Regions from separate parts of the Mus musculus genome. Here regions 1, 2, 3 and 5 are each linked to region 4. Evidence: chromatin loops called from intact Hi-C (ENCODE). Cell type or tissue: heart. All regions are shown on one strand. Links, peaks and the distances in the headings refer to the core of each region. The heading gives the core; the rest is flanking DNA. Region 1 has its middle 23 kb from the start of Kcnk18. Region 2 holds the start of LOC115489094 (a small nucleolar RNA gene). Region 3 holds the start of Shtn1 (shootin 1). Region 4 holds the start of Mir3086 (microRNA 3086). Region 5 has its middle 11 kb from the start of Kcnk18.

What was found. A loop is a pair of places that touch in the nucleus more often than their neighbours do. Peaks named below come from ENCODE experiments on the same cell type or tissue, not always from the same donor. Only the 100,000 strongest peaks of a DNase experiment are listed, where the experiment ranks them.
Region 1: a loop joins it to region 4, with 5 times the contacts of the local background. A loop is called at or near these places in 38 of 42 quality-filtered maps.
Region 2: it touches region 4 in a loop (3-fold over the local background); 5 of 42 quality-filtered maps call a loop at or near these places.
Region 3: it touches region 4 in a loop (2.2-fold over the local background); 5 of 42 quality-filtered maps call a loop at or near these places.
Region 5: a loop joins it to region 4, with 6 times the contacts of the local background. A loop is called at or near these places in 39 of 42 quality-filtered maps.

The regions. Positions count from the first base shown.
Region 1 is chr19:59,193,283-59,199,557 of GRCm38, reverse strand. No RefSeq gene overlaps it. Among named protein-coding and RNA genes, the nearest start is that of Kcnk18, 23 kb to the left of the region's middle. In heart, for the core only: CTCF peaks have their summits at 1,165 (motif pointing right) and 3,045; no DNase peak of the experiment used is centred there; H3K4me3 peaks cover 631 bases; H3K27me3 peaks cover 3,757 bases.
Region 2 is chr19:59,081,188-59,087,462 of GRCm38, reverse strand. LOC115489094 (a small nucleolar RNA gene) reads right to left here and starts at 3,962; the gene lies at 3,812-3,962. In heart, for the core only: a CTCF peak has its summit at 2,962; no DNase peak of the experiment used is centred there.
Region 3 is chr19:59,071,292-59,077,566 of GRCm38, reverse strand. Shtn1 (shootin 1) reads left to right here and starts at 1,498. Exons shown (of 17, transcript NM_001114312.1): 1 at 1,498-2,112. The coding sequence starts at 2,055. In heart, for the core only: no CTCF peak of the experiment used is centred there; DNase peaks (open chromatin) are centred at 1,896 and 2,536; H3K4me3 peaks cover 1,497 bases; H3K27ac peaks cover 842 bases; H3K27me3 peaks cover 4,016 bases.
Region 4 is chr19:58,909,130-58,915,404 of GRCm38, reverse strand. It overlaps Mir3086 (microRNA 3086), which reads left to right and starts at 3,646; the gene lies at 3,646-3,732. It also overlaps a transcript of Hspa12a not described here. In heart, for the core only: a CTCF peak has its summit at 3,829 (motif pointing left); a DNase peak (open chromatin) is centred at 3,764; H3K4me3 peaks cover 1,008 bases; H3K27ac peaks cover 709 bases; H3K27me3 peaks cover 2,354 bases.
Region 5 is chr19:59,205,945-59,212,219 of GRCm38, reverse strand. No RefSeq gene overlaps it. Among named protein-coding and RNA genes, the nearest start is that of Kcnk18, 11 kb to the left of the region's middle. In heart, for the core only: a CTCF peak has its summit at 3,539 (motif pointing right); no DNase peak of the experiment used is centred there; H3K27me3 peaks cover 2,336 bases.

The DNA of each region.
Region 1 (6,275 bases), core at 510-5,509, 280 kb before region 4:
AATGTCTCTCAGCAGTCCTCCCTGCTTATACAAGCTTTGTAGAGAGGAGCTACTGAATCTGGTCAGTTTCAGGGACTTCCTGGAGCTTCTGAGTTGTATATTCCCTGAGTCTTAAAGAAACTCCTGTTAGAACATCAGGAGTCCTGAGGAGCTTCCTCCAGGTTCTATGGATCAAGTCATGAAACTACTATTCAACAGATTGTACTAAAGTTTTGGTGAAGGGGTTGTCTTTTGGGAACAGATTTGTCATGATTTTGTTATTTGACCCCCCAGGAGCTCATTATAATTCTGTTTTGTCTTTTGGTGACATTTGAAACTACTCATAAAACATTTTCTGAAACAAGTGCTGGGCTAGGCTCTGTGATCAATTTCTTTATCCCCAGCTCTCAGAGAAGTTCATCTCCACAAGTAGATGATTTGAGGGTCAGCTTTGAGAACTGGAAACATGAGAAGCGAAACCAGATTACCAGGCCTCGAGTATGTTTTACCCAATTGGGCCACTGTGTCAAATTTCAAGGCCATGTGCTCCCTGAGACAGTCCTGCCAGTCATCATACCCTCAAGACTTCAGTGGACAACAGCCCCTGACTTTCTAATTCTGTAGCAGAAAAGTGACCACGCCTCTTCCTTCCCTGTAAAAACGAGAAAAGAGGAGGGCAGGGTGCCATCCTAGTGGAGGTACAGAGCAAGTTATCTGTGTTCTAATGTACAAGGCTGGATTAGACCCATCAGGCAGGCAAGGCAGGTGTCAATCCACCATTTCCCATTTGCAAACACTCTCGGTACAATTCCCCCCTTGATTTTGGTTTAGAGGAACCTTTTCTCTCTCTGAAGGGGTTTTCAAAGTATAAACAGCACTATTCATGTAGCCTTAGGCATCTGGGAACACTGCATGGCAGAGAGGTTTGCATCACAGTTGCCTCCCCATTTCATAAATCAGATGGACCAGTGAGTGGGGGTGACACAGTCTCTTTAACAATCCCGATAGATGTAAACATGTATCATTACTTTCTGCCTTGGGGGAAGGGTTTTGGAAAGAGAAGCATGTGTGCATCCATGTTTGTACATGTGCGGCGCATGTTCCTTTTCTCAGACCGACATTTACCTCGAATCTCCTTATGTATCTGGTGGCAAAGGTGGTAAGACGAGGGGGTGAGTTCTAAGTCCTGCCACCAGGGGGCGCTGAGTCCCTTGCACGTGCTGCTGACAGCTCCATCCAGATGTTTACCCCTAGCTCCATGGTAGAAATGTCTTGGGTCAGAGTTAGGGCCAAGTGTTTGGTCCTTAGGTTCTAAGTCTACCCACAGTGTGGATAGTGCCTGGAGAGAGGGCTGTGTGGGTTCAGGGCCTGGCTCCTGAGTTTACAACCACCTGTTGAGGAACCCAGGGGTAACTGCATGGAGCCAACCTCTGGGGAACCCCAACCAAGCCTACTTTCTGATGGCATCTTAGTACAGTGACCTAGGCCTCGGTTTATGATAGGAGATGATCAGACTTTATGCTGTGAGGGTCCAAATAGGGTTCAGAGGTGTCCTTCCTTAAGTCCCCTCTCCACCTCTGCAGTCTTCCAGGGGACTCAATGACTTCCTCCATGACCAGCTACAAGAGCAGCCTTGGCAGAGGAGAAAGTAGGGGTTCCTTGCATGTGGTGCTCAGATTAGTCAAGATAACCTCAGTATACCTTGGGGACCAGAGAAGGGGGTCTCAGCCAGAGGGCTTCAAACCACCCTTGAGTTCTTGGGGTTCCACAGCTGGAAATTTCCACTGCAGTCTCAACAAAGTAGATGAGGTGGAAAGCAGAAAATGCTAGCCACTGTAAGACGTTACACAACTTGGTGGCTCGGAGCTTTGGTCTTTCAAGCAGGGGTTAGTTTCATGCCATCCTCCAGCCATGTTCTAGCTGTGGAATCTTGAGAAATTACTCTGTTTGCTGAACCGGTTGCTTGTTTTGTAACATGAAGCTTTAAAAGCTCTGGCCTGGGAAGGTGGTTCTGAGGTTAAAAAGCATGCACTGTTCTTGCAGAGGATCTGAGTCTGGTCCCTGGAACTAGCTAGCATCAAGAGACTCACAATTGCCTCTAACTCCACTGCAGGGGAGCTGATGCCCTCTTCTTGGCTTCCTGGGTATGAACTCATTTGCACACGTATGCACACGTATTCATACATGAGATAAAACACATCTTAGAAAACAAAAACTAAAACAAAACCTTGGGAGCTGGAGAGTTAGCTCCATGGTTAAGAGCACTTGGTCTTGCAAAGGACCAGGGTCTGATTCCCAGCACCCACAGGGAGCCTTGCTGCTTCCTCAGCCTCAGGCATCAGGCATGCATGTGGTGCACAGACATACATGCAAGCAAAACACGCATACACACAAAATAAAATAAATATAAATGATAAATAAATAAATCTTAAAAAAAAACCAACCTCTACTTTTGTGCGGACAGCATTAGATGAAGTGAGATTGCCCGCGGTAATTGTTGGACAGGTGACTTGCACCCCTTAAGGATATTGTATCAATTAATCTTCATCACCACTATAGAAAACCACACAAGGAAACCTGTATACGGGAAGGAAAAGTAACTTACCTAAGTCAACCTGTCTCTCCTGGTCTCAACACACTCTTCTCTATCTGGGCCAGCCCCAAAGCTTGAAACAAACTATCCAGTAGGGCTGAACTTGTGGTTAGGTCGTGCTGAGGTCAGGGAACACAGCCTCTGCGGCAGCTTCCCAATAGAAATCTGAGCTCCAGCCATGTTTGTCCTCCTTCCTTAGGTACATTTCGACCAGGTCACCGGGAGCCTGCGCTCCTGTCCCCTCCTAGATGGAAATCATTGTTTTCCTGCAGCCTCTCCTCTCCAGTTCACCCTACAGCCTAGATCCTGGATCCCTTTGGGGAGAACAGAACTGAGGCTCTTACAAGAGTTGGGGGTCCTTCTTCAGGCCTCTGAAATGGCTTGGCTAGCAGGGATGTGATCTGGAAAGATAAGGCTGAGTTCACCCCAGTGGGCAGGAAAGAAGCCCTGAGGCTGAGCGGAGCGGTTTGTGCGCCAGTTGCCAGGGGGCAGTGCTGTGCAGCGAATGCGGCACCCAGGCTACCACTGCGCCACTCTCTCAGAGAAGCTGTAGAGGTCCCCTCAGGGCTCTCCTGACCCCAACAGCCCCATCCGCCCCAGCACAGGGAAAAAAAAATCGCCATGGTCCCTTTGCTGGAAGAACTCAGCTTGGCTGTCTTTAGTGGATAAAAATAACAGACACCGTGTGGGTTTCCACCACTAACTTAGAGAAACGCCAACTGAGGTGGCAGGGTACCCCGTTTTTTATAGGCCTTTCGAGAACAGTAAGGTGACTTTAAGGATGGCGATTGAGAGGGACTTCCTCTTTTTGAGACTCCTGAAAATGCAGAGACCACTTTTGAGAGTAAAAGAGGAGGGTGGGCCACCCGCTTTCGGTGAATTTTACCAATGTACAAGCTCTTTCGGGGGAATCGGCTGGTGGAAGGCACAAGGCCACCATGGCCAACGGAGAGATTTCTCCCCAAAGGACTAGTGGAGTTTCGGTGTGACCCTGGCCCTGGAGTCGTGTTTGGGAAAATGTCTTTCCCAACTTTAACCCACAAGTCTGAGTGCAGATTGGAACCTTCAGAAGCAGAGGGCGGACAGGACGGGCCATGCACAGGGGTTTCCCTCTGGTCCCCTTCCCGCCCCCCACCCCCACCCCAGTTTCCCTGCAAGAAAGAGCACAGAAAGCTTGGGAAATATAAACCGGACATGATTCTTTTTAAACTCCTTATTCTGGTTGTTTGTCTTTGTTTTCCTCTCTTCACCTCCACTTTGCAATAAATAAAATCAAAGGGTAGCTGCCTGTCCATGTGTGAATACCATGCCGGCGACTGCTCTTTGAAGAATCCACATTTTAAAATTGTATTCCATGAGCTCGGAGGAAGAACCCACAAACTGCTGTGATGTAATTTGAAACCATCAATAGCCCCTCTTAAGGTTGTCTTTATTGTGGGAAGTCAAGGTAATGGTTTTGCCGCTGTCTAATTTCTTCCCGATGTACAGCTTAGCTTTTACAGCCTTACAATGAAAGGCGTCGATCTGAGGCCCTTTTTGTGGCCGATTAACAGTTTAAACTGGTTTCCTAACCCTGTCACAACTAGTGGTCTGATAGAAATAGTTTCTGTGGGGACATTCATAACTCTGCAAATAATATCTTTTTTTTTAATCTGCCAATTCTGACCTCCTCTGACAAAAATTAAAAGTGGAGCGGAAAAGGTTGTGTACATACATGTCTCACCTCCAAGTACAGGTTGGTACAAATGACTACTCAAGAGCTGTTAGTTCCCTGGTTCTTGTCACCCTGTTGTCACCATAATCTTCGGAGAAAGCGTTCAAGTAGCTGGCTACACAGAGCTGGACACACACAAGCCTTCTTGGATGTGAACTGTCCAGACAGGAGCATTGAATTTTATCGCAAGAGTTAGGAAAAAAAAAAAAACAACCAAACAAAAACAAAACAAAACACATTTCGTTTGACTGCTCTTGGACTTTGGAGGATGAAAGGAGGCAAAGAAGACACTAACCCAGAAAAAACACTTCCCCTCTCTACCACTGAAGGATCATCAGTGTATCAATGTGGAGAGAGGAGAGAGAGAGAGAGAGAGAGAGAGAGAGAGAGAGAGAGAGAGAGAGAGATCTCAAAATAATCAATTTGTGGTTTAAAAAAAAATGTTGGCCTGGAGATATTTTGGTGCTAAGAAGTTCCTCTGAGACAGAAGACCCTCTTTAACTCTCAAACCCACGGCTCACCCAGCGCTACCTTTGGGTAAAACTGCCTCTTTCTCCAAAGGGAGGGGCAAAGCGAAGAAATTACAAGTAGCAGTGACGGTGTTATGGGGCCCAGACTGGTACCCACCCTCGCAAGGTGCTGGGAAGGTAACCCTCGCCCCTAGGATCTGGAGAGCGCCCCCCCAGGGACCCTCCTCTGGCGCGGGAATGCGTAGGTAGTGTCTTTTTGCTCCATCTCGGGAGTTCCGGAGTTTGAGGTCCCTGTACTAGGAGAGAAAGGCTTGAAGGAGTTCTGAGGCTGGGCCAGTCGCCGAGGTAAGGTCCCTAGGCCATCAGGATTCAGGTGGAGACTCGGAGATCTTGTCAGTGCGCGGGTCACCAGCTTTTTGACTATCTCCCGAAGGTCGTCGCCCAAGAGACAAGGAAAAACCTCGCGGGCCCCTACGGGTGTGCTCCCAACTCGGCCGCTGCCTAATGCAGAGCGCAGAGCAGTACTTGGGACAGGAGCTTCCAGCCGAACACCGGGGACTCCGCGAGGCTCCGGGTGGCACTATCGCCCCCTGCCCCCAACTACTTCCTCCGTCCCCCGCAAATGCTACTACGGGAGAAATGTGCCCACCCTGACTCGCCCGGACGAGCCCCGGGCTGCGACTTCCTCTGCTCCGTCTCTAGATGAGTCTGGGTCGGCTCTTACCTTCCCTGACCGGGGACACTCGGAGCAGGGCCGGGAGGACGTGGCCGAGTTTCAGGCCCAGTCCCTCTATAAGCCCCGCGGCTCGGGTGCCTCCCGAAGCAATACCTTCCGCTCTTTTCCTCCCCCAGTTTTTCCAGCGGCACGATTCTTTTCTGGGTTATTTTCTTTCCTTCTCTTGGTGTCAACCCTGCAGCTTCCCTCTCTCGCCCCCTTCCCCCGATCCTTTCCCCTTTCACTTTGCATCCCCCCCCGCCCCCACTCTTTAGTTTAAGTCTGAGATGACCTCCAAAAACCTTTGTAAAGGCAATAAACCAAAATGCCAGACGCACCGTGTGTGTGTGTGTGTGTGTGTGTGTGTGTGTGTGTGTGTGTGTCCCCTGTGGCTTCTAGAAGGCAAATTGGCCCGGGAAGGGTTTGGACCTGCTTCCCCCAAAAAGGCCCAAGAGCTTTCAAACACCCGAAAGTCAGGAGACAATGAGTTGTTGATACCTGGGGACAACGTCCTGCCGTGAAGCCCCCAGCCCAAGCCCATTTCACAGATGCAAGACCTGAATCTGGGAGGTTACCGCCAAGTGTCAGAATCGTCCCTTTACTTATGTCGAGGATTTCAGCCTTTAGAATACAAACGGTGCCTCTTGTTTTCCCGGATTATTTGGTTTCTTGATGTGTTTTTTTTTGGGTGGGGGGGGGGCTGGTTTAAGCGTGAGGAAGAAGAAAGGAGCAAAGATAACCACGTGCCTTCCAATACAGTGAAATAGCAGCCTGGAATTACAGCTACCGAACCATCAAAAATGA
Region 2 (6,275 bases), core at 836-5,835, 170 kb before region 4:
ATGAAGGTAAAGTTAGTTTGTAGAAGGAAGCACCCACGTTTAAAAGTAATGTCTAATTGAGTGGCAAACAAAGTGATGAATCAGAGTAAGATTTGACAAAGTTGGATATGCCCAACTCTCACAAGAAGAGAGAGGAAAGGGAAGCTACTTAGGAGGGAGCAATGCAGAGACAGAGAGAGGAAGCAGTTTTACTGAGACAGTTGTATAGAGACAGGCTAGACACAATCAAAGACAGTACAAGCCAGAGAATGAGAAGGAGCAAAGAGATCAGAACAGATTGCTAGAGTTAGTTTGAAGCCAAGCACAGCAATTCCAGAGAAACTGAGAGAAGCAGTCTGGAAAAAGGACACGTGATGCTTTGCCAGAGCAGATGCTTGAGCGGACACATGATGTTTGAAAAGGATATAAATATGGATGACACTGTGTGGTATTGGTTCACTTTGTCACTCTTTGCTGGTCTTCATTTGTCATGACTCTGTAGAGAGAAATGCACCAAAGACCATCTGATGATGTTCTGGTGGCTTCTTGCCACTTCTGAGGACTCAGACTGACGAGCCTCACAGTTTCTGCTGCATCAAGCAACCACTGCTGATTACTGTGAACTAAACTGCTGATATCCTGACAAAATTTGATTCAACCCAAAGAACTATTTATAAACAGGTCCACATCCTCCTTTGTCCTATTAACCTTCCACTGCTTCTGGTAGGTGGTAGGTTAAAAGGGAGGTTAAAGCATTTAAGTACACTTATTAAAGTAGGTGTTTAAAAAAGTCTAAGCCCACAGGTGGTATATATATGTATATGTATATGTATATGTATATATGTATATGTATATATTTCAATATTCCTAATACATCTGTATGTCCAAGTTCACAAGCACCAAACAACCAATGCAAAAGGAAAACGTCATGTGAAAGACAAGCTGGAAATAGTTGTGGGGAATAGTAAAGTGCTTTTGAAAGAAAGTTCATGGACTCGCTCAAGCAAGAAACCAAAGTGGATTACCTTGAGGACCCTCGGCAACAATTCGTGAAGGAAGACAAATGAAGGTGGTGGAACTGTAAGAGGAAGAGGCCTAGAGGCTGCTGGGAAATGAGAAGATAGCCAGGTGAACGGATGGAAGGGAAGCAGAAAAGGTCAGGAGAATTCTTCTCCATGATCAGAAGGAAAGCACTGCCTGTGAACTTCAATAGAATTGGTCCTTCCGGTTCGAGGAGGGTCAGTAGATGTAACCGTGGTTGATGTCCGAAGCCTTTAGCTGTTTGCACAGCGAGAGTTGAGCTAACAGAGTAACTGAAGAATTGCCAATAGAAATAGATACTGAAGTTGAAGGGCCAGCAAGATGGCCCATTGGGTAAAGGCACTTGCCACCAAGCCAGGTGTCCAGAGTTTGACCCTCACTCAAGTCTGGAACCCACCAGGTTGAAGACAAGGATCCGTCCTCACAAGTTGTCCTCTGCCCTCAACACGTGTGCTGTAGCATGTGCATCCACATACAGACCAACAAGAAATGAACATTATTTAAAATTTTAAGGGAAGAAGGCTATATGGTGTGCTGAGATTCCAGTTTCATTTTAAATGCTTCCCTTGAGAGAGCTGCCAATCAAAGTAAGGAGAAGCAGGACAAGCATGAGGGTGGGAGGCATGGGAGGAGCTATGGGTGGGGTCCAGCTGGCAAGCCGTGGGTTCCAAGCTATGCTCATCTGATGGTAGTGACAGCTTCCCCTTGGGGGGCCCTCAAACCCTTCCCATCACTCCACCAGGTTCAAAAGTTGCAGTATTTCCAGAGACCAAGTTTACAGACCAACTTCCCATGTTTCTAAAGCCAAATGACTTATAACATCAAAATATTAATTATAACAGTTTAGGAGCCAGTAAAAGGCTTAGTTAGTAGTTGAAGGGGTTTGCCGCCAAGCCTGAGAAGCCGAGTTCAGTCCTGGGACCCACATAACGGAAGGTGAGAACCAGCTCTTGTAAGCTGACCTCTGACCTCACATGTATGCTGTGCTGTGTGCTCCCCTAAAATAGTGTAATTTAAAACTTTAAAACAACATTCTGCAATCATTTAGGCTGAGCAAGACTGCTGTTTCCATGGAGTCTTATCACGTCTAATGTACTGTGAAGGATGTTTGGAGGGCTGTGCCAGCAACGTCACTTCCCTGCCATCCCTACAGTTTTTATTGTGTGTCTGTACAGCGCAGTTTTTTGTTTTGTTTTGTTTTTGTTTTGTTTTTTTAAAAAAACACATAAAGCCAGGCTGTAGCAGAGTTGACTGTAGCCCACTCTCTGTGAGAAACCAACCTCTGTTATTGGCAGCTTATTGATTTATTTATTCAACTCAACTACACCTGGAGGGTAGTGTTAGAACTGCGAATCCATATTCCTGTGTGAGGTAAATTTGTCAACTTGATTCATGTTTACGTACAGTCTCTTCTGCTTTTAGCCTTACAGCATCCAGCCAAAATATTCTTTCTTAAAAAACGTCATTGATTCTTCGTGAGTTTCACATCATGCTCCCCAGTCCTGCTATCTCCCTGTCTCTTCATATCTGCCTTTCACCCTTGTAATCTCTTTTCAAGATAAAACACACAGGCAAGCAAGCAAGCAAACAAAAGCATAGAGAACACCTCATCATGGAAGCTACAGTGTGTCACAGTGTGTCCCTCTGTCCACACATCTTCCCTTGCAAATGTTCATTGTAATGTGTCATTAGATTCGAGATCTCTGGCTTCTGTGACACCGTCAATATTGAATCCTCATCAGGACTCCTCCTAGTTATCCTGTTGTGGCCCTGTGTCATGGAGATCCTGCAGCTTTGGCACAGAAGGACCGGCCAGTTCACATGTTCCACCTGTTTGCAGATGATGTAGATTTTGGGGTGGGCCAACTCAGCACCCTGGATCTGGGCCTGAGTGGTAGCTGAGCAGGTCATCCTGCCGGCTCTCCCTTATCTGCACCACCAGGGTGAGCTCTGCTCCAGCTAGGCCACCCAATGTCACCATCAGCAGGAGGCCGAGTCTCCTGCTCTCTTGCTCCCTGCTCTCAGGCTGGCTCGTCAGTATATGTGCCTCCAGAGCCAGTTCTTTGCTGCTCAGTTGAGGTTGGGGTCCACTTTTCTGAGTGCTACAGCCTGTGAGGGGCTGGGACAGCTCTCTAGCTCTCAAACTCTTACGGCTGGCTCACCCATGCCTTCACCATCAGGGCCAGCTCTGTTGTGCTGCCCAAGTGAGGTGAAGGGCCTGCTCTTCCCAGTGCTACCAACGGAGAGAGATGGGTGGAAGTATGACTGCAACCAGGGAGGGGCGGGGCCGTTATCCTCTCCGCTCCCCTGTAACTGCCTCAACCAGGTACATCCCGTGTTTTCTAGTGGTAATATGAGCTAGGGATATTTACACCAAACCTTGAAACTGCATAGGCATGGACTCAGACATGGCCCTCAGTGGCAGCTCGCGCTGGGATCTCACCATGGCCCCAGGTAGTGGAGCTGGCCACCGGTAACAGGCTACTCCTCTCCACCCTGGAGTCTCCAGTTCCATCTCTCATCATAATGCTCAAGCTACTCCACTTCTCTTTCTCTCCCATCTGACCACCACATACTAGGAGTATTGTGGTGGCTCCCGCTGCAGCCTGGCCACGCCCCTGGGCAGCATCCTACATCCACGCATCATGGAGTGGCAGGAAGTGGGTGTTTACGGCTTGCCTGTGCCATGTGCTGCTGGATGACAAGTCTGTGGGTGGCATGACATCCCCAGGTCTCTGTGTATCCTCCTCCTGTGCTGCGCTGCGTAGTTTTGATTTTATTTATTTGATCTTTATGAGTCCTGGGCATAAAACAGCTCTGGCTACCAAACCAGGCATCAAGGTAGAATGAACAAAGGACTGACGTCTGCTCTGCCCCCCCCCCCCCACTAATGTAAGAACACCACCACCACCAAGGTCTCTCTTTGTCTATTGCCGGGGGGGGGGGTCGTCTAAATAGTCTTACTCTGAGTTACCTAGATCAAGTCTTTTTTATTTCTTCCTTTATTTTACTTTTTAATTTTTTTTATGATTTCATCTTATGTGTGTGGGTGTTTTGCCTGCATGTATGTCTGTGCACTATACACATGCCATGGATGCCAGGAGATTTCAGATCTCCTGGGAATGGAGTTACAGATAGTTGTGAACTGCCATGTGGGTGCTAGGAACAGAACCTAGGTACTCTGGAAAAGCAGTAAGTACTCTTAATAGCTGAGTCATCTCTCTAGTACCCCCTTTAATAGGGTAACATGATACATTAGTAATCCATTTGGGATTTTTGGTTATTTTATGCAACCCATTCTGGGATTTCTCTATCACTACTGAATGTTTTAAAATTAATTTATATTTGATAAAGTCAATTTTTATTGGTACTCATGTCCTTGGATTTTGCCCAGTATATGTGGTCATATACCTACCACCCCAGTACCAAATGTTGAAGTTCTAACACCCTACACTTCTCCACTATAGCTGGGTATGATAGCTCATGCCTTTAATCACAGCATTTAAGAGGCAAAAAATAGGCAGATCTTCTTGAACCTGAGGCCAGTCTGGTTATCATAAAGAGTTCCAGGCCAGTCAGAGTTGCACAGTACAACCCTGGCTAACAGAACAGAAGTCTGCAATACAAGCCCTCTTTGTACTCTGCCTCTTCCCTCTCCCTCAGCACCAAGGAAACAATTTATAGGCTGTTTCTCTCTCTGAAGTTTTGGATTTTCAGGATGCTGCATAAATCGAGCCAGTCTGGGTTGTTGAGCTTAGTGAAGTACCTCTCAAATCTATGTATTTGGGGCTGTGGAGCTGGGAGTGTGTAAAGTGATTCCTGTACAGTGTGGGGGTCGAGTTTGGTTCCCCAGTACTCACTCATACAAAAGCTGAGTGCAGCAATCAGTCTGTAACCCTATCTCACACACACACACACACACACACACACACACACACACACACACACACAGAGAGAGAGAGAGAGAGAGAGAGAGAGAGAGAGAGAGAGAGAGAGAGAGAGAGAGAGAGAGAGAGAGAGAGAGAGAGAGAGAGAGAGAATAATATTTTTGGTGTGTTTAAGAATTCTCAGACCTAAGATTATACAGATTTTCATTTCATTTTTAAAGTTTTTTTTTTAATTTCATTATTTTAAGGTTTAACTTAAAAAATTATCAAATGTATGTGAGTACATTGTCAATGTTAGGGTTTCTATTGATTCAAAGAAACACCATGACACAAAAGCAAGTTGGGGAGGAAAGGGTTTATTTTGCTTACATTTCCATATCGATATTCATCATTGAAGGAAATCAGGACAAGAACTCAATCAGGGCAGGAACCTGGAGGCAGGAGCTGATGCAGAGGCCATGGAGGAGTGCTGCTTACTGGCTTACTCCCCATGGCTTGCTCAGTCTGCTTTCTTATAGAATCCAGAACCTGCAGCCCAGGAATGGCCCCACCCAGCTGGGTCCTTCTTCATGGATCATTAGTTGAAAATGCCTTACATCTGAATCTCACAGAGGCATTTCCTCATGAGGCTCATTCCTCTATGATGTCTTCAGTTTGTATCAAGTTGACACTCAAAATCAGCCAGTGCATACATGGTATGCATGTGTGTGTTTATATGTGTATGTGCATGTGTTCTTGTGTGTATGAATGTTTATGTGTATATATGTTTGTATGTGTATATATATGTGTGTGTGTGTGTATGTATGTATGTTTCTCTTTATGTATGTGTTTATGTGTATGTGTATATATGTGTGTATGTATCTCTTGTATATGTGTGTGTTTGTGTGTGTGTGTGTATGAAGGTAAAAGTTAGAATTGGTTCTGGCCTTTGTCCTCTACTGGGTTCCAGGGTGTGCTGCTCAGTTCTGTTGTTGTTGTTGTTGTTTGACACTAACTAGATTCATCTAGAGGAAGGACTCTCAACTGGGGAATTTCCTTCTTTGGGTTGGCCTGTAAGCAAGACTCTGGGACATTTTCTTGATTGATGACTGATGTAGGAGGGGTGTTTCCACCCCTGGGCAGGTGGTCCTGGGTTGTATAGAAAGCAGGCTAAGCAAGCCATGGGCCCAAGCCAGTAAACAAATCGTATGTGCTCTCTGCTTCAGTTCCTGCCTTGGCTCCTTCCATGATGGACTGAAGTTGGGAAGTGTACGTCAGATAAACTCTTTCCTTCCCCAGTTGCTTCCAGTCATGTTTATCTCAGCAACTGGAAAGATAACTAGGCTATGAGAACTGAACTCAGGCTGCCAGGCTTGTGTAGGTAGCCAT
Region 3 (6,275 bases), core at 592-5,591, 160 kb before region 4:
ACCTTATATAAACCACCATTTTCCTATGGGCCATGTCTGGCTCCCATCTAGAGGCTGTCCTTTGTCTTTCTAGGACAAATACCATGTCCCCTCCTCCCTTGTTCCCTTTTCCTTCTCCCTCATCCTCTATCTCCTGTCTTTGTTTCTTACTCCTTGACCTTTGTCCTTTTGGGGCAAATCTTTGGGCAGAGAACTTGGTCTTGTGTGTCCTGAGCCTATACCAATCTTTATGATCATCACTGTAGCTGACTGGAAAATATTTTGAACTTATGAAACATTCTTATGAAACATTCCAGGAAGGACCAAATAGCAAAATCCCCACACTGAAATAATTTCATAAAGTTCCATCTTTCATTCTTTTTACTTAGAAATCCACACTGCCACCTCAGGCCACCCGAACAGTTAAACTATGCATTCTAAACCACTGCCATTTCTTAAAAGGGAATAGCCGATTCTGATTTTTCAACGGTCACCACGAGATGGTATGAATAATGAGTACCAGAAAGATACTGGTAATAGGATCTATGGGAATATCAATACACGTCTCCTGGCAGGGCCACTACCAGCCGAGTTGGGGCGTTTGCCTAAATTGAGACGCAAGGAATGAAGAGCTGGTGTTCTATATGAGTTTAGAGAGGATGAAGAAAACGAGGGCTGTGCAGAAGGCTCACTTAACCCGGATTTATCTGGAGCGCTTAATGATTGGAATAAAGAACTGTGCTTTTCTCAACTTGTTATTAGCAACCATAACACCTGTAATCATAAAAAACAAAAAATCCTCTGCGCAGAGCAGGCGGCATACCTATCCATTCGGTCCACCTTATTGGAGGTGGACCGGATGGATTGTGGGGCCTTAGCGCATGCTAGACAAGCACTTCTATTTTTTAGATTTGATGTTGTGGTCAAATTCCTCTCCCTGTTCAATTTTTTAAATTCTAAAAGAGTATGCTTTATTATTTCCATTCTTTAGACCAATTCCAGAGCTTGGGAGAGTCAAGCAAATGTTAGGAGAACTAGAGTTGGAGAATGCAAGCCTGCCTAGATATGTTTGCCCAGGTCTACCCCAGAGTTGGGTGTAAATGCCACCGAGGGTCCTTAAGAGAGGCAAGGACTGTCTTCAGTCCTTACACAGGAGGCTCCCTGTCATGCAACAAAGTGACCTTGGGTATTCAGAGTGCAGTGCCAGCCTCCCCAAGATGCAAGATCCTCCCACCGGAACCAGATGACCTTCCCTGCAGTTCTGGCCTGGTGAGGCACTTGGAGGCAGGGCCCAGGTTCTGACTCTGGCCTCTTCACACACGCTGGAACTGCGATCAGACTGCCACGCCCCCATCACCTCTTCTCTCTCTCTCTCTCTCTCTCTCTCTCTCTCTCTCTCTCTCTCTCTCTCTCTCTCTCTCTCTCTCTCCCTCCCTCCCTCCCTCCCTCCCTCCCTCCCTCAGACTGCTACCCACTACCCCCTACTCCTCAAGACTGCGGTGACTCAATTAGCCAGACAGACTGCAAACATGCACTTGCTTGGTGGACAGGTGCATGGTGTAGAACAGAGGGTTTTCCAGCCCTGGCTCCAATGAGCAGTGACTGAGAACTAGGATAGGAGCCTGGTCCTCTGGGGTCCGTCCGGTCCTGCTCAGATCCGCTGTCCAGCTCTAGGGTGGCGGACCTGGGGAACCCGGGTCGAGTCTCCATGGTGCGCGCCTCGGGTGGAAAGCCTGGCGCAGCGGCGGCCTTAGCAGAACCGCATACAGCCACCTGGGAGGATCGCAGGCGCCCCAGGGCCGTGACACTTCACCCGCCTCCAGCGGCCCACGCCCCTACCGGGCCAGGCGCCCAGACCCGCCCGCCGCAGGTGGGGCAGCCAGGGCCCGCGAGTAGGTGCGTGGGATGATCTCACCGCGTGCGGCGCGCCAGGAGGAGGAGGAGCGGGAGCGATCCCAACTTCCGGGTAGTGCAGCCGCACGCCGCGCCACCGGCATCTTGCTTTCTGCTCCCCCTCCCCCGTGTCCCCCTCGCCTCTCCCTCCTTGCCTTTTATCCCCAGCCCCACCCGCCAAAATGAACAGCTCGGACGAGGAGAAGCAGCTGCAGCTCATCACCAGCTTGAAGGAGCAAGGTAGGTGGGCCGGCTGCCGCAGGTGCCCAGCAGCGGCCTCGGGCGGGACAGCTCTGGGCGCAGCCGCAGGTGCCAGCCGTGGCCAAGGGACCGTGAGGCCGCCGCGGTCACCCCGCATCCCCAAGCGCCATGGGGTGCAGCGCCCTGGGCGGAGGAGCTGCAGCGTCTTCCCGCAGTGGGATCGCGCGCCCTGCAGGACTAGGGCGCGCGACCCGGGCAAAGGGACACGCGTCGGGCGTGGACAGGGTCAGGGCACGCACCTCAGTCCACGCGGGAGTAGCGAGCCGGGTAGGGTAGGATCGCTGGGCGCCGGGTAGTGGCTCAGTTGGCCTGGCTCCTAGCTGAGGCCGCACCCTTGCACACTTTGGCGTTCCTGGGCCTGCAGCGTTCCCTTCTTTTGGGTTCGGTCTAGTTCCTTTTTCTTTACCCAGCTGGGATTTTTCAGGGAACCGATGTGTTCTTATCACTTCCCATTTTTAGCAATTTATTAGTCAGTGAGTCGACACCCTGCCTGTGTGGGGCTTAATGAGGAAGCGGGGCTGGGGCTGGAAATCCAGGCCGTTTTGCATGCTTTTCTCTACCGCTTGGTAGCTAATGATTGCCATCAGAACATTTGTGAACAAAGCAAGATCCTAGAGACAGTTAATCTGACACACTTTAAAAATACCACGACTAATTATCCTGTTCAAAGTGTGGTTTGAGAATATGGGTCAAGAAAGAGGAACTGCACAGGTTTAGGAGGTAAAAGGTCATGCATGCTCTTTGCTGCAGGACTTGCTAACATTGGAAGGGCCCTGCTCAATGGTCCTATTCCTCTTCTTGACTCAGCTCTCCAGGAAGTTGGTGTCTTCCCATCACTGAGTCTTGTGACTGAGCCAGGTGGCTTAAGAGGTCCTAGCAAGGACTTGAGCCGCTTGCTGCTCTTCAAATCCATCAGCCACACTTCCGCAGAAAGGGCTCCACAGCACTGTACTGTGTGACCTCAGGGGAGTTACCTAACCTCGCTGAAATGGATGAAGCACTTTTCCCTATGTGGCATCTAGAAATCCAGAATGGGTGTTAATTGCTTTCATTTCCCCCTCTCATCTGCAATTAGCCTGAAGTCAGCCCACATCGCACCTGTGACTCAATGGATGGACAGAATGCCTTATTTGTAATCCTTCAAGTATTTTCATAGAAGATTGGATTTCACTAGTATTTACTTTTAATAACAATTTCCCGTGTCTCACACCCGAAGACTTTTGATTCATTACTCTGGACTTATGAAAACTTTTGGTATTAATACCAGATCTTTTGATGGATGGTCATCTTGCAAATGATTGTAAAACAAAGTAAAATATGTTACTTCCTTTTATTATTTTATTGTAATTCTCAGAGTGCACTAACAGTGACCACATCCACACATATCTCCTCAGGCCTTTTGCTGGACTGATGTTTGAAGAAGGGAGGGTTCCTAAGTGTCTAGCGCTTTCTGTTGTGTTGTATTGGAAAACAAATTTGTGGCCTTAGTATTTCTAAAGGTTCTGTTTTCCTGAGGAAGGGCGTACCAGGAGAATAGAACTTAGGTTTGTGTCTCTTGAGAGTACTCTTGGTTTTGGACATTGGACTGGTCACATAGATACTATTTGTTCAGTCTATGGTGAGATTTTCATATCTTAAAACCAGACTGCGTTAAAAGACTTATTTAGGAGTTTTTAATGGCTATTTTACCTGTGGAATTAGCTGGGAAGTTGGGGATTTGAGGTGTAAACATGGCAACCAGGTCTTTGGGTATACCAGTATTATGGTCAGGTTTTTTTGTGGTGATGGTGAGCTGTTGCCATGGTGAGTCAGTCTCCCAACCTAATATGAACAAGGAGAAGATTTTTGGTTGGATGCTCCGTTTTCCTTGTTCACTGCTAACATGTTTATGTTTTTGTTTCTGTAACAACTATCAGTTACTTAACATGCACAAGGCCCCTGTTTCGGACTCCGTAGCTATAGATAGTGAATCAGATCATCCTGGCTCTTAGGAAGTTTCTCATCTGGTCGACAGTCATTAATCAAAGAGGCGTGCAAGTCAATAGACTACTGTTGCTTCTAAGATGGGTTCTTAGGGATGGACTGTTGGATTCGGTGGCATGCATGTTATGATGTTCTGCCATTCAGTAAGAAGCCCTCCTCTGTCACTAACTCTGCCAGTTTCTGTTCCCCCAGCAAAGCCCTCGTCATCATTTGCTGGTTAACATGCGCTGACAGTAGTCGTCAGCTGGCCAGCCTGGCAGGTTTCTGAATGTCTGCCATCGGAACTGGCAACATGCCTCCTTTAAAACCTACATTGCTCTGGCTACAAGTGAAGTTTGGATCTTCACCTATTTGTATTGACCATTTTGGTCTTCTCATGCAGTTGCCCCCATTGATGAGCTTTAAGGCTGAGACTTGAACCTGTTCCCCAGGGAAGGGTGTTCAGGAGGGAGGCTGCTGTGTGAACTGCAGAGCTGACAACAGCCTTCTCTAGTGGGAGCCTTCAGTGTTGAGAGTAACGTTGTGCTTGACAAAAGTTGTGAAATGCATTGACGGAGTCTGTCATAATATGAACAATCTCTAATTTATATGTACCATTCCCCGGCTCTGTGTCTTATAAGTCACACCCACTTCTGAATTACTCCACAACATTGTATGTTCCCGTCTACTGAATGCTATAATTAGGTATATTATGTCTTTCTAGAAAGTTATATTATGTCCCTTAAAAAAAAAATTAGCCAGTGTGTGATTTTTTTTTTTATGTTCAAGCAGATGCTGAGGTAATGAGGTAATTCTCCTTTTGTCTTCTCCCCCCTCAGGCTTTATTTTATTGGGCTGATTGACATTGTTAATGCATGGACAAATGGCAACTTAGGATACTATTTCCGATGCATATTTCCCAGCTATCAAAGTGGACATTTCCCTTACAAAACATCATACAATTTTCTCTCTCTCTGTAGAATTCTCTTGGAAAATGATAGACTTAGTTCAGCATTTGTTGAAGGTGCATGGCTTTCTGGGTGATTCATTCAACAAGCATACACTGAATATTCATAGCCAGGCACTGGGCAAGGCAGCAGAGACCAGTGAATAAGACCTGGTCCTTGATGGTGGTGACTTTCTGGGTCTACAGACAGTATTAAATCTAGGAAGTGTGTCTGGTTGGCTTATATGTGTCATGGATTCTGGTCTTTTGGTCAGGGAGCAGCTTTAGTGGAGTCCTCCACACACCACACGTACACACATACATGTCCACATACACAGAAAGTCCATGGATTACCAATGCTGTTCAATGCAGAATGGGCCACCAGCATTGAAGGGCCTAACCCAAACAGCAGGTACCTATTAGTCATCATAGCAAGGCAGTGCTGTTTGGAACTTGGTGATGATGATGTGTGATTGTCATTTCACAATGTGCATGAGACTTTTTTCGACTTCCTCTTTCCCTCTCCCCACTTTCTTCCTTCTTAGGGCTAAGGATGGGATCTAAACCTTTATATATGCTAGGCAAGTATTTTACCACTGAACCTTTAACCTGATAACCTTTAACCTTTAACCTGATAACAGTATTCTCAGAAAGGACCAGTGACAACTAGAATCAAAATCTGTGGTCATTCTAGGGTAAATACGACTTAAAACAATTATTCTGTTGTAAGATTTTTATTTTTTTATCTTTTGAGGCATATATCATGTAAGCCTCAAACCCCATGGTAGCAGATGATGACCTTGAACTTCTGGTCCTCTGCCTTCCCTTCCAAGTACTGGGATTGCAATACTAGCCTGTGGGATTGCAACACGAGCCTGTAGGCTTGTACCAGCACAGCCCAGTACAGATGATTGGGTAACACAGAGCTAATTCTTAAGGTGCAGCTTCTTCCTAGAGCAAGCTAGTGTGACTCATGGGTGCCTTTTCCAGGGTTCCTTTGGCTTCCGGGGGAGAAATCTGTGGGGACATTATTGTAGTTAAAGGAGCCCAGGCTGTCTCGAGGCCATACTTCATGTGTAAGTGAAGCCGAGTTACTACACTAAGAGATGCATGCACCCAGAGTCCCTCAACCAAAGGCATTTGGAAATGACATGGGTGTCTTGGCTTCATGCACAAACTTGGTTTTTCAGCAATGTTTTTCTGAGCATGGTCCAAGAGTTGCCTATTTCTGAGT
Region 4 (6,275 bases), core at 827-5,826:
TCACCTTTACTTTCCCCCGTTTTGCTTTTCAATGAAGTCTCATTGCTTTTTGCTTGCTTGCTTTGCTTTGTGTGATGCTGGGCTCCCGGGGCTGAGCCCAGGGCTTCCTGTGTGCCAGGGAGATGCCCTTCTTCTCCCGAGCTGCCGTCTCCAGCCCGCCTACGGCGAATAGTTCTATACTTGATCACAACCCCATGAAGTTCTCCATAAAACTTTTCACGCTTAATGCAGACTAGATTCCTCTGGGAGAAATGCACTTTTCCTCGGTGCAGTTCATTTCTGTGGTGGTCGTGTCCTTCAGAGCTCATGCTATCCTGGGTCAAGCAGCCTCTGTTGATTTTTTGAGGGGATGTTCAGATGCTTGGGGTTCACTCTCCAACCTTTCCTTGAGCTTTAACATCCAGGATGCCCTTTGATTTCTGACAGTTGTTGGGGGTAAAATGGATGCACTGGGGCTCAGGCTGGGGCTGGGGCTGGGGCTGGGGCAGGGGCAGGAGCAGGGGCTGGGTTGGAGCTGGAGCCGGGGCAGGGGTTGGGGCAGGAGCAGGGGCTGGGTTGGAGCTGGAGCTGGGGCAGGGGCAGGGGCAGGGGCAGGGGCAGGGGTTGGGCTGGGGCTGGGGCAGGAGCAGGGGCTGGGTTGGAGCTGAGGCAGGGTTGGAGCTGGGGCAGGGGTTGGGACAGGAGCAGGGGCTGAGGCTGGGCCTGGGCTGGGCCTGGGCCAGGGGTTGGGGTTCAGAAGGTAAAGCCAGCTGGTGAGCAAGAGTAGGGCTGAGGGTTCAGATCGTTGGAACTCAGGCACATGCTGGGGAGGTGGGTGTAGCAGCTTTCCTTAAGTCTAGTCTCAGAAGGCAAAGATTGGATTTCTTGAGCAAGCTGGCGAGTAGACTAGCCATATTGGAGAGGTCTGGGTCTGGTGGAGAGACCCCCATCTCAATGGATAAGGTAGAATAATGATCAAGGATGACTCCCAATGTCAACCTGAGTCTCCCCAAGTACACACAAAAGAATGGGAAAAGGGAAGCAAACAAAACAAAACTACCACCTCCTGAGCTTTCCGGGTGCAGGATGACTGTTTAACATGTGAAAGCCTTACCCTGGCGTTTTGTAAAACTCTGTGGGAAATTAATCTTTGAAAAGTAAAACACCCCATATTTTCTTCTCTTAAAAAAAAAAAAAAAAAAAGGAAAATTAATCTGGACGCCTGTGCTTCCTGTGTGTTTATACTGAGCCTATTCAGGTAGAGTGAAGCCGTCATGAGGACGTTTGTTCTTGCTCAAAGGAGCCCAGCATTAGACCAGAAATGGGATGCGTTGAAATCAATTTAGTGTCAACCACATCAGCCTTCCCAGAATTGTAGGTTTTGCAGAACCTGAAAATGGAGCTTGTTTATTTGGTCAAATTTAACTGCGAATCATAGGCTTCTGCAACAGAGAGAAAAAGTCAAAACAGATTGCAGGCGGGTCGCGTCCTCGGCGGCATGCTTGTCTTCTGCCTCGCATCTCGCCCAGCCCCGCATAGGCAGTTGAGTGTGGGAGATTGTAAGGGTGCTGTCTTTGGATGCCACCTTTGCTGTTTGCATTTAGAAAGACTGTTGATGAGAGCTTCCTTTCGGATGGAGAAAATACTGACACGGATCAGAGACCTGTAAGGTGGCAGCGTCATGGAGCCCAGAGAACCCAGGGTCACCAACGAGACTTGCTCTGAAATTGCCCCATTTTCTCCGGCTGAGAGAGAATCTATCTGGGAGACAGAGCGCAAGGCACCTCAGGGTAACTGTTGGCATCCAAATGAAAAAAGGAGAGAATTCGGAATGTTCCCAGGTACCTATGAGCACTGGAGGCTTTTCATAAAGCCAGAAAGAGTCCCCACATAAGGGTTGCCAGGGCTTCATGCCAAGCTGAGACTGTGTTCCCTGGACTCAGTGGGGCTTTGGCACTGACTGAGACAGAAGAGCCCACTACACCTAATCCATTTGTGATGGTTTGGCGACAGCCTTGGTGACGGTGACGGTGAAGTCTCTGAGTTGTCCCACAAGTCTAGGAAAGCAGCTGGCTGTCAGCTCTCAGAACTGGGGTGAGTGGGTAGGAAGGCTGAGGCCACCACAGAAAGCTTTTGTCTCTCTCTCTCTCTTAAGGCCACCTCGTCACTGGGGAAAATGCACTTGGCTAGCACTGAAGCCAGGGCCAGCTTTCCTGTGTGTCATTTTCTGGGAGAAGCAGGTTTCTATTTAATCCCTCCCTATGGTGGGTGTGTGGAAGGAGCTGTATCAGGAAGCAGAGTTCCTAACGGACACCCCAGAGGGAACCGAACCAGAGCAATGAAAGATCTTCCCATGCCATTGTTGTATCTCCCAGGAGATGTAGATCCCAAGTAGCATGTGGTTCAGGTTCTAGGACGTCCTCACGTCTTTCTGAAAGGAAGGAGAGAACTCATCTGCAAGCTGGTTCTGGGACCGTGCTCCAGGCAAGCATTCAGACCACCATGCCACTCCCTTGTGAAACTTGCAGTCCATTGTCAGGACACAGGAAAGCACAAGTGTTCACATAGGTGCAGAGCCAGGGTGGGCCAGGGGCTCAGTCTCACTCTCAGGACAGTGTGAGCATTTCTCACAGCCGAGAGACTGATGTGTTCTGTGTCAGAGGCCTCTTGTTCCTCTCCCTTTAAATCAAACCTTGTAAGGGCGGAGGAACAAAGTGTGTGTGTGTGTGCATGTATGCATGTATGTGTGTGCGCGTGCGTGTGTGTGTGTGTGTCTGCTCACATCACCCAGCTGGATGTGGAAAGGTAGAATCTGAATCCATACCTCTTGCCTTCTATGGGATATTTAATATTCAAGCTAATTCTCAAAGCTACTGTCCAGTGGATTAAATTGACAGAAACTGATTTTTGGGGACCACTCCAGACTGGAAGGTGAGCTGAGAGCTGAGTATTTGGCTCCAGTGTGTTTGCATTGGGGGGCAGTGAGGCACAGAGATGACCCCTGCCTGAGTTTTGCCTGTCAAGTCCATATTCAGTAGTGGAAGATGCCTTTGAACCTAGGAGGGTAAAGCGAGCTTCTCGGCCAGGCTGTAGGAGGAGGCAAGCAGACTCCCTATGATGGCACGGGCTCAGTGAGTTCCAGCAATGACCATCTGGCCAGCTAGCTATGTCTCTCCCCCCTGATCATGGCCTAGGTGGAAGAGCTTAGTCCTGGATGAGGCCGTCTAAGCAGGAACTCAAGCGGAAGGAAATGGCTGTCTGGGTCAAGGTCAGTTCATAGGAGGATTAGATTTTATTCAAAGACAATAGTATGAGACACAATATGGCTTTAATTCCAGTTCAAAGAGACAGCCCAATTTTTGAGTTTCAGCGTAATAGATGCTGTCTTGAAGCTGGGCAGGACCTCCCACCTTCCAAGTGTGACAGCTAGCTGTCCCTCTGGTCCTCTCAGAAGCTGCCACTAAAACCAGTTCCTAGCCGGAGCTGAAGGATTCCATTTGTTACAGGGAATATTAGTTAATTTTCTATTGCTGTGATAAAACACCTTTGACTCAGAGCCATGCGTTTACCACAGTTGGCCTCTTAGGTTCTGGGAGAGAGCTGCATGCCTGTCCAGTCATAACACATAGTTGAGAACCTGAGGCGCCTGAGTGCCTGAGTCTTGGACTGCCATCCTACACTTAGATTGTAGGCCCATTGGAAGGGTTAGCGTCTTGACCCCAATGAGCCTACAGTCTAAGTGTGGGATGGCGGAAGCCCTCAGCCAGACTGGTAGAAGTAGGGACTCCCACAGAGATGTTTTGCAAAAAGACATAAATGGCTCCATAGAGAAAGCTGGGGCTCCGCCTGGTGGCCGGCTGCAGACAAACAGTTCTGTCAGCCGAGGTTGGGAACAGGAAAAGCATTCCCCTCTGGTGGGTTTCACTTCGGTGGGATTTCCTGGGAGGAACTCTAGAAGAATCACCAAGAGCAGACACATCCTGGGAAAATGAAATAAAAACGTCTTCATGGCGAAGGCCCTGAGTACTTACCACTGCTAATCATCTTTAAGGGGGAGGGCATGAATGGACAGATTGACACTTTTCTGGTGGCCAAATACGATTCTGCTGAAGCTGTACAGGGCGACTACCCCTTCAGTTGCTTCCGGATCCTGCTCGTCCTCCGAGGAGAGGGTGGGCTGGACTGAGTGTCTTAGTTCTTGGGGACTGGATGCCTTGTCTCCAAATCTCTGCCCTTTAGCTTAGCTAGGACATTGCAAAATCGACCATAGGGGTGGGGATTCATTTCCTGCCCTGTGTTAAGTGAGGCTTTCGTTGGGGGTGGGGGTGGGGGGAGGAAGCAGCTTTGTAAGCCCGGGCAGTCAGTCTTGCGCCCCCTGTGTTTGTCTACATTGAGGCGCTTGTGCTGGTGAAGGTGAGGGACATGGAGAGTGGGGATGTGTGTGTGGCATCCAGGGCAGCAAGAGGCCAAGTGTGGGAACGGAGAGGTAGCTGTGAAGCCTGCTCTACCTCACTCCACGGGGTTAGTCATTTATCTCAGGGCTATTTTTAGAGCCATAATCTGAATTACGTTTCTTACGTTTTAATTATTAAAGAGTTATTACTAATTATGATCTTGATAATAACCGACCTTTACTGAGTTCTGAGTAAGCACCTAGGACTTCAGATGCCCTACAAGCTGTATTTGTAAAGCCTGATCTTGAGTTGTGTATAAATTCTTTGATTTGCATAACAACAGGCACTATGACTTCCAGTGTAAACATAACCTTTTGCCACAGAAAACCACAGTATTATTTATTTCATATTTCCCTTTGAATTCTGTCTTCTTCCCAAATACAGTTTAAAAGGAAGCCATATTTCACTGCTATAAGTGGAAAACTAGCAGTACCTGTCTTTAGTAAGCAGAATCTATTGTTTAACTTTAATTAAATAGCCATGTGCCCAAAATACCATTGGAACTCAGCGTTTGAGCTGCCTGCAATGTGGGTGGGTGGACCTTCCACACCAGAAACCCTGCAAGGAAAAAGGAAGCCATTTTGCATTTTGTGAAGGTCTCTACCTGGAGAACTTTTGCATTTATTTTGCTTTATTCAAATTCTGAGGTGGATGCTTAACTTTGTAAATATTTAGCTTTTCTTTTTTTCCTTTTCCTTTCTTCTCTTCTCTTCTCTTTTCTTCTTCTCCGTCTTCTTCTTTCTTTCTTTCTTTCTTTCTTTCTTTCTTTCTTTCTTTCTTTCTTTCTTTTTTTTTGCCCAGGCTGTCCTTGAAGTCATGGTATAGCATAGGATAACCTTAAAGTCCTGATCCTTCAGCCTTCATCTCCTGAGTCTAGGGTTACAGGTGTGTGTCACTGCCCACTACTCTTGGATTTCTTTAAACACACACACACACACACACACATATAAACACACACACATATACACATAAGCACACATACACAGGCAGGCATATACACATATTCACATACATGGGCACACAAACACATACATACACATATACACACAGCAACATACACACAAGCACTCATGTATACACACACAGAAACACGTGTACACATGTACACACATACACACACATATATACACATATACATACAAACACACACATGCACACATAAATACACATACAAACACGTACATATCACATACAAATACACACATACACACAAAACCACACATATACACACATATTCATACACAAACCCATACATATTCACACATGCACACACGGAAACATATACACATACATGCATACACATATACACACACACAAGCACACACATACACCAGCACACACACTCTCTCCACTGCTCTGGCTTCTTGTAGACTTTAATATGAAGATATGAGGTATTTATTTTTTCAGTATTGCTTAATTCTTCTCGTTTATGTTGAAATGCAAATACTCAGAGTCCACCTTGTTCCCAGGCATTCTGTCACATGCGGGCACAAGCTTTTTTTTTTTTTTTTTTTTTTGGTTTTTCAAGACAGGGTTTCTCTGTGTAGTCCTGGCTGTCCTGGAACTCACTCTGTAGACCAGGCTGACCTTGAACTCAGAAATCCGCCTGCCTCGGCCTCCCAAGTGCTGGGATTAAAGGTATGCACCACCACTGCCCGGCCCCCCACAAACATCTTGATACACATGTGTTGTTCTCCTTTCTGTCTGGCAGTCTTCCTGAAGACTTGCAGAGAAAAGCCTTCAGAAGGTGGCGTTTCTTTTCTGTCTGATCTCGGTTAAAGTGTCCTCTGTGTCTGATGCTCAGCAGCTTCAGTAGGATAGGCCAAGTGTGGATTTCGTTCT
Region 5 (6,275 bases), core at 735-5,734, 300 kb before region 4:
ATAGATACATACCTACACATACATACATATTAAAAAATAAACAGACGCTCACCATAACTTTACACAATTGCCAAAACTTGAATGTAACCGGGAAGTCCTTCAATAGGTGAATGAATGAATAAATCTTGCTACATCCAGTTAATAGAAGATTATTTAGCACCAAAAATGCCAACAAGCTTCACAATGAATGTCATACTACGCAACAGAAGCTGGGTGACACTCTAGAAAAGGCAATGTTGTAGAATCATAAGAAATAATTGGTTTCTAGGGCTAACAGGGGGAGAGAGAGAAGTAGGTGGATAAAGCACAGAGGGTTTTTAAAATATATATTTACATTTTTTTGAGTTTTTGTGTGGACATAGTCATGTGTGTATAGTCCCTGAGGAGGTCAGAAGAAGGTATTGGATTCCCAAGAGCTAGAATTACAAGTAGTTATGCAGAAATCAGTGTGTGCTCTTAACCATTGAGCCATCTTTCTAGCCTGGAGCACAGAGGTTTTGTTTGTTTGTTTGTTTGTTTGTTTTCTGGAACTATTTTGTGTGGTACTGCATGGTATGTGCATATTACAGTTTAGTTCTCTAAACTCATGAACTCTACAGAACGTACATGAACCCTGCTATGGACTCTGTACATGACAGAGGTGTGTCAGGGCAGGCTCAGCGACTATCACAGGTAATACCTACAGTGCAGAATGTTGGACATGTCTCCACAGTAAGGAATGGAGTGTAACCGAACAGTCTGCTTTCTGCTTAGCTTTGCTGTGAGCTTGAAAATACCTCTTAAAGATGAATCAGGGGCCAATGAGCTGCTCAGAGAATACAGGTGCCACTGCCTGGCCTAGTCTAGTCCCCTAAGTTTGATCTCTAAGTTGGGAGGGAAAGAACCAATTCCTACAAGTCGTCTTTTCTTTTTTTTTTAATGTTTTCATATTAGTGAGAGAGATCCAGCCATTGAGGAGGCAAGCAAAGGCCCAAACCCCGTGCAAGCTGAACAGGCTGCTGTCATTTCTCCAGTCCGTTGTCCACTTGCGAGCATGAGTAGCTGGTGCCATGCACTGATGTCCACTTCAGAGCATGAGTAGCTGGTGTCACACACTGATTCACACTCTTTTTTTCCTTATTCACTTTACATCCTGATCAAAGCCTTCACTTCCTCCTCTCTTCCCAGTTCTACCCTCACATACCCCATCCCCCAACTACCCTCTCCTTCTCCTCAGGAAGGGGAGGCCCCCATGGGTACCAACTCAACCTGTTACACCAAGTCTCAGCAGGACTTAGTGCATGCTCTCCTACCTAGGCCAGACAAAACAGCCCAGCTAGGGGAAAGGGAGTTGAAGACAGGCAACAGAGTTAGAGATAGCCCCTGCTCCAGTTGTTAGGAGATCCACGTGAAGACCAAGCTGCACGTCTGCTACAAATATGTAGCTGATCTAGGTCCAGCCCCTGCATGCTCTTAGTCTCCAGGATCCCATAGGCTCAGATTAGTTAGCTCTATAGGTCTTTTTGTGGTGTCCTTTGCCCCTCCAGTTCCCTCAATCCTTTCCCCCACTCTTCCACGAGATTCCCCAAGCTCCACCTAATGTTTGTCTGTGGTCTCTGCATCTGTTTCCATTTGCTACTAGATGAGGCCACTCAGAAGATAGTTACACTAGACTCCTGTCTGCAAGCATATTAGAGTATCATTAATAGTGTCAGGGGTTGGTTCTTTCCCATGGGATGGGTCTCAAGTTAGGCCAGTAATTGGCTGGCCATTCCCTCAATCTCTGCTCCATCTTTATCCTGAATCCAAGAATACATAAAAACATCATCCACCATGATCAAGTAGGCTTCATCCCAGGGATGCAGGGATAGTTCGATATAGGAAAACCCATCAATGCAATCTACCATAATGAAAAAAAAAATCACATGATCCTGTGACAAAATCCAACAGTCCTTCATGTCAAAAGCCTTGGATACAAAGACCATACCTAAACACAATAAAGGCAATAGCCAACAAGCCAATAGCCAACATCAAATTAAGTGGAGAGAAACGTCAAGCAATCCCACTAAAATCAGGGACAAGACAAAGCTGCCCACTCTCTCAGTATCTATTCAATATAGTATGTCAAGTTCTAACTAGAGCAATAAGACAACTAAAGGAGATCAAGGGGATACAAATAGGAAAGGAAGAAGTCAAAGTACCACTATTCATAGATGGTAACATAAGTGACCCTGATTCACACTCTTTAAGAGGCAGAAGTGAAGAAGCCTGGATTTTCCATCAAGTGGGACCTCAGTGTCCACAAATGTGTTTCCTGTAGGCAGCATACTCAGTTAAACCTCTTTAAAAACTCCTTGACAGGCACACCCAGGGGTGGCTCTCCATAGTGATTCTAAATCTAGTAGAACCATCAGCTAGTTGAAATATGTGTTTATGCATGTGTGTCTATGTGTGTTTGTGTGTCAGTGTGTATATATACATATATATATACATGTATATATATACATATATATACCCATGTATTTGTGTCTATGTGTGTGTTTGTGCGCATTTGTATATATATGTGTGTGTGTAGGTGTTTATATAGGTGTGTTTATATGTATGTGTGTCTACATATGTGTCTATGTATATGCCTGTCTCTGTGTATTAAAGATAATAAAAGTGGAAAAGGATTTTTAGAAAGCCACCTTTCCAACCAGTCTATTATACGAATATAGAAAGGAGACCAGAGAGATCTACACGAGCCCAGAGCCACAGAGCCCTTCTTGAGACCTAGGCCTGACACTTGCCCAACTGTTGTCTGTGAATAGCCTCTTGTTTCCTTTGGGCTCCCTGAGCTTTAGACAAGAGAAGGTTCTGGCCTAACCAGGACAGCTGGCTGCTACTCTTGAAGCTGCAGCCTCAATTGACTCTCCTCTATTGCCAGCCCCCATCTCCCAGTCAAGAGCCTTTGCTCCTCTGAGCTTGGATCTTCAAATTACAGCTGATCCCCTGAATGCAGTGTAGCAAGTATGCACCCACATGGGGCTGACAGGTGATCAGAGCTGCCGTTATCTGGGAAGGCTACGAGAACACAGGGGGATGGTTAGGAGAAGTGACTGGTGCAGTTGGTCACCCAGTGTCAGCTTCAGAGGTGACCTGTGCTTCACATGGAGACTTGAGTCTGGAGTTTCTGAGCCTGGTCAGATGCTGGACTGATCAAAGAAAGGAATAGGAGTATCCTTCAAAGATAGCTAAGGATCTTCCTTGTGCCAGAAATGATGATATGATTAGCTGAGGCTAATCTAGGAAGGGGGAACACACACACACACACACACACACACACACACACGCACAAGCACATACACACGTACATCAGCAGGCAGACATCGGAGGACTGCAGTTCTTCAGACTCTGAGCAGGCAGCTGCTTTACAGAGGGGAGAGCTGGCCCCATACCATACCCTCCAAAGGCAAGAGAGTCTTTCTTCCTCTTGTTCCCTGGAGTCCTCAGAAGGCTTCTAGCAAGATGAGCTTCCATCAAACCCAGAACCAGATCATTTCCATCTTTTCCACCAGGGGGCGCTCCAAGAACAGGTCTGGGCCTTGCTTCCCCTAAGTTAAAGGAAGGTGGTACCCACGCTGTTCTCTACTAACCACAGACCAAAACTCAGGTTAGAATTGCCCTACATATTGCTATCACTTCTGTCCTGTGAGAAATATACGGTGAAATCTTGTTGGGTCTTCAAGATTACAGGATAGCTGCCCTCCCATGTTCGTTTCTCTCTCTGTCTGTCTTTAAGTCCCGTCTCCTCTGTTCTTTCCAGGGGACTTGGTCACATCACTCTGCCTCCCTCTTCCTGCCAGGACTCAGAGTCTGAGAAGTGTTCTTCCAATCAGAACTAAAGCCCACCTCCTGTCACCTACAAACGTCAAAGGAGATCTGGCCCCTACCCCAGCCTCTGTCTTTCCCAGGCTACCGATGAAAGGGTAGTCTCAGACAGGCTATGAAATGAAGTAGAAGCAGCTTCCAACCGCTGGATTGTCCAGCCCTCTTTGAGGGCTTGCAGACCCTCATCTGGGTGTGGAATGGTATCGTGCTTACTTTTCACTAGAATCACCTGGGAGGCGAATCTTAACGAGGAACCTAGCTCAGGCTGGCCGTGGGCTTGTCTGTGGAGTTATCTTGATTGCTAACTGACGAAGAAAGACCCAGCCCATTGTGGGTAACATCATACCACAGGCAAAGGGGTCCTGAGTACGACAAGCAGAAGCTAGCTGAGAACAAGCAAGCAAGCAAGCAGGGGACTTGGTCACTTCACTCTGCCTCCCTTCTCAGGCCAGGACTCAGAGGCTGAGAACTGTTCTTCTAACCAGAACTAAAGCCCACTAAGTAAACCCCAGCTCTCCCCTGTTTCTTTTGGTCACGGTAACAGAAGCAAAACAAGAATGGATGGGATGGGTATCAAAATGACCTACTGCCAAGGATGTGAAGATGGTGTGGTCCTGCAAGAAGACACATCAGCATTTTGCAAAATCCCACCCTGCATGATTTATTATGATAGCTGGGATGTAGGCTTAGATTTTCTTTTTTCTTTTTTTTTTTTTTTAAAGATTTATTTATTATTATATCGAAGTACACTGTAGCTGTCTTCAGATGCACCAGAAGAGGGCATCAGATCTCATTACAGATGGTTGTGAGCTACCATGTGGTTGCTGGGACTTGAACTCAGAACCTTCGGAAGAGCAGTCGGTGCTCTTAACCACTGAGACATCTCTCAGCCCAGGCTTAGATTTTCTTAACCTACTTTAATAAGGGTTCTCAAATGCTTCAGCTCCCTCATCCCCGCTTCCAGCCCACTGACCAAAGGTAGGGGAGAAAAAAATGGGTAGTGGGACAATGGGGAGGTAAGTCTGTATAGGAGTAGTTCTTTGGGGGAGATTCAAATCTCCATTGTCAGAATACCAGCATGCCAGTTCAGTAGTGTTGGATCACCAAACACAAATCTGCAGCAGTGGCACAAAGCAGAAACTGCCAGGCTTCTACCAAATCGGCATGCGTCAGCAAGAGTGACCAGGATCAGCCGGAATGCCAGCAGTCCTCTGCAATGCCTCTCTCAATGAAGCGAAGATCAGTGTAGACAAAAGGCCAACAAAGCATTGCAAGGCTAGCTATGTAAGTGGTGCTGTCAATGTCTGTCGAGTTCTACTTATCTTTTCTCCAAACATCACGTGTCCTCTCAAAACATCACTGAATCTGCTTCAACAAACATCACTCAAGTCTGCATCATGTGACACAGCCAGAAATTTCCACATCACTGGGACTCAACAGTTTCCCACGCTCATTACCATACAAGGAAGCTGAAGCCATCTTTCTTTATTCTTAGGGTTATTTTGCTCCTCTAAGAAAACTTTTTGTGTAAATGTATGTACCAGTTCATGTATGTATACATATGTGTGTGAAGACCAGAGGTCACTGTCAATTGTCTTCCTTGCTTGTGTTCCCCTAACCCCCTCTGATGTAGTGTCTCACCATACAACTCTAAGTGGCTTAGAACTCTCTCTGTAGTCCAGGCTGAACTTCCAGTGATATACTTGTCTCTGCTTCCCGAAGGCTGGGATTAAAGGCATGCACCAATAAGCCCATCTTATATTTTGAGACAGGGTCTTGTATTAACCCTGGAGTTCATTCATTTGGTGAGACTGGCTGCCAGCAAGATTCTTTTGTCTTGATGTTCTTGGATTGGAATCACAAGCATGAACTGCTGTGATTTTTTTGGTGCATGCAGTATTGTGGCTGATTTTTTTATTTTATTTAGTGTTTGGTTGGTTTTGTGTGTGTGTGTGTGTGTGTGTGTGTGTGTGTGTGTGTGTGTGTGTGTGTGTGTGTGAGATATGTGGTTTGGGGGAATCTAATTTAAGTCCTCATTCTTGGATTACAAGACTTTTCTATCGGGGGCTGGCGAGATGGTTCAGTGGTTAAGAGCGCCGACTGCTCTTCCGAAGGTCCCGAGTTCAAATCCCAGCAACCACATGGTGGCTCACAACCATCCGTAACGAAATCTGATGCCCTCTTCTGGAGTGTCTGAAGACAGCTACAGCGTACTTACATATAATAAATAAAAACTCTTAAAAAAAAAAAAAGACTTTTCTTCTTCCCAGACCAAAATGCCCCTTTGTTGTTGTTGTAGATTGCTGTGAAATCAGGATGTTTCCAAGTTCATTGGCCTTTGGTTTTCATGCAGAGCTCTAGTCTTGATCTATTAGGGTAGGCAGAGGAAATTAATTGGGAGTTCAGCAAATATTATCTGCTATGGG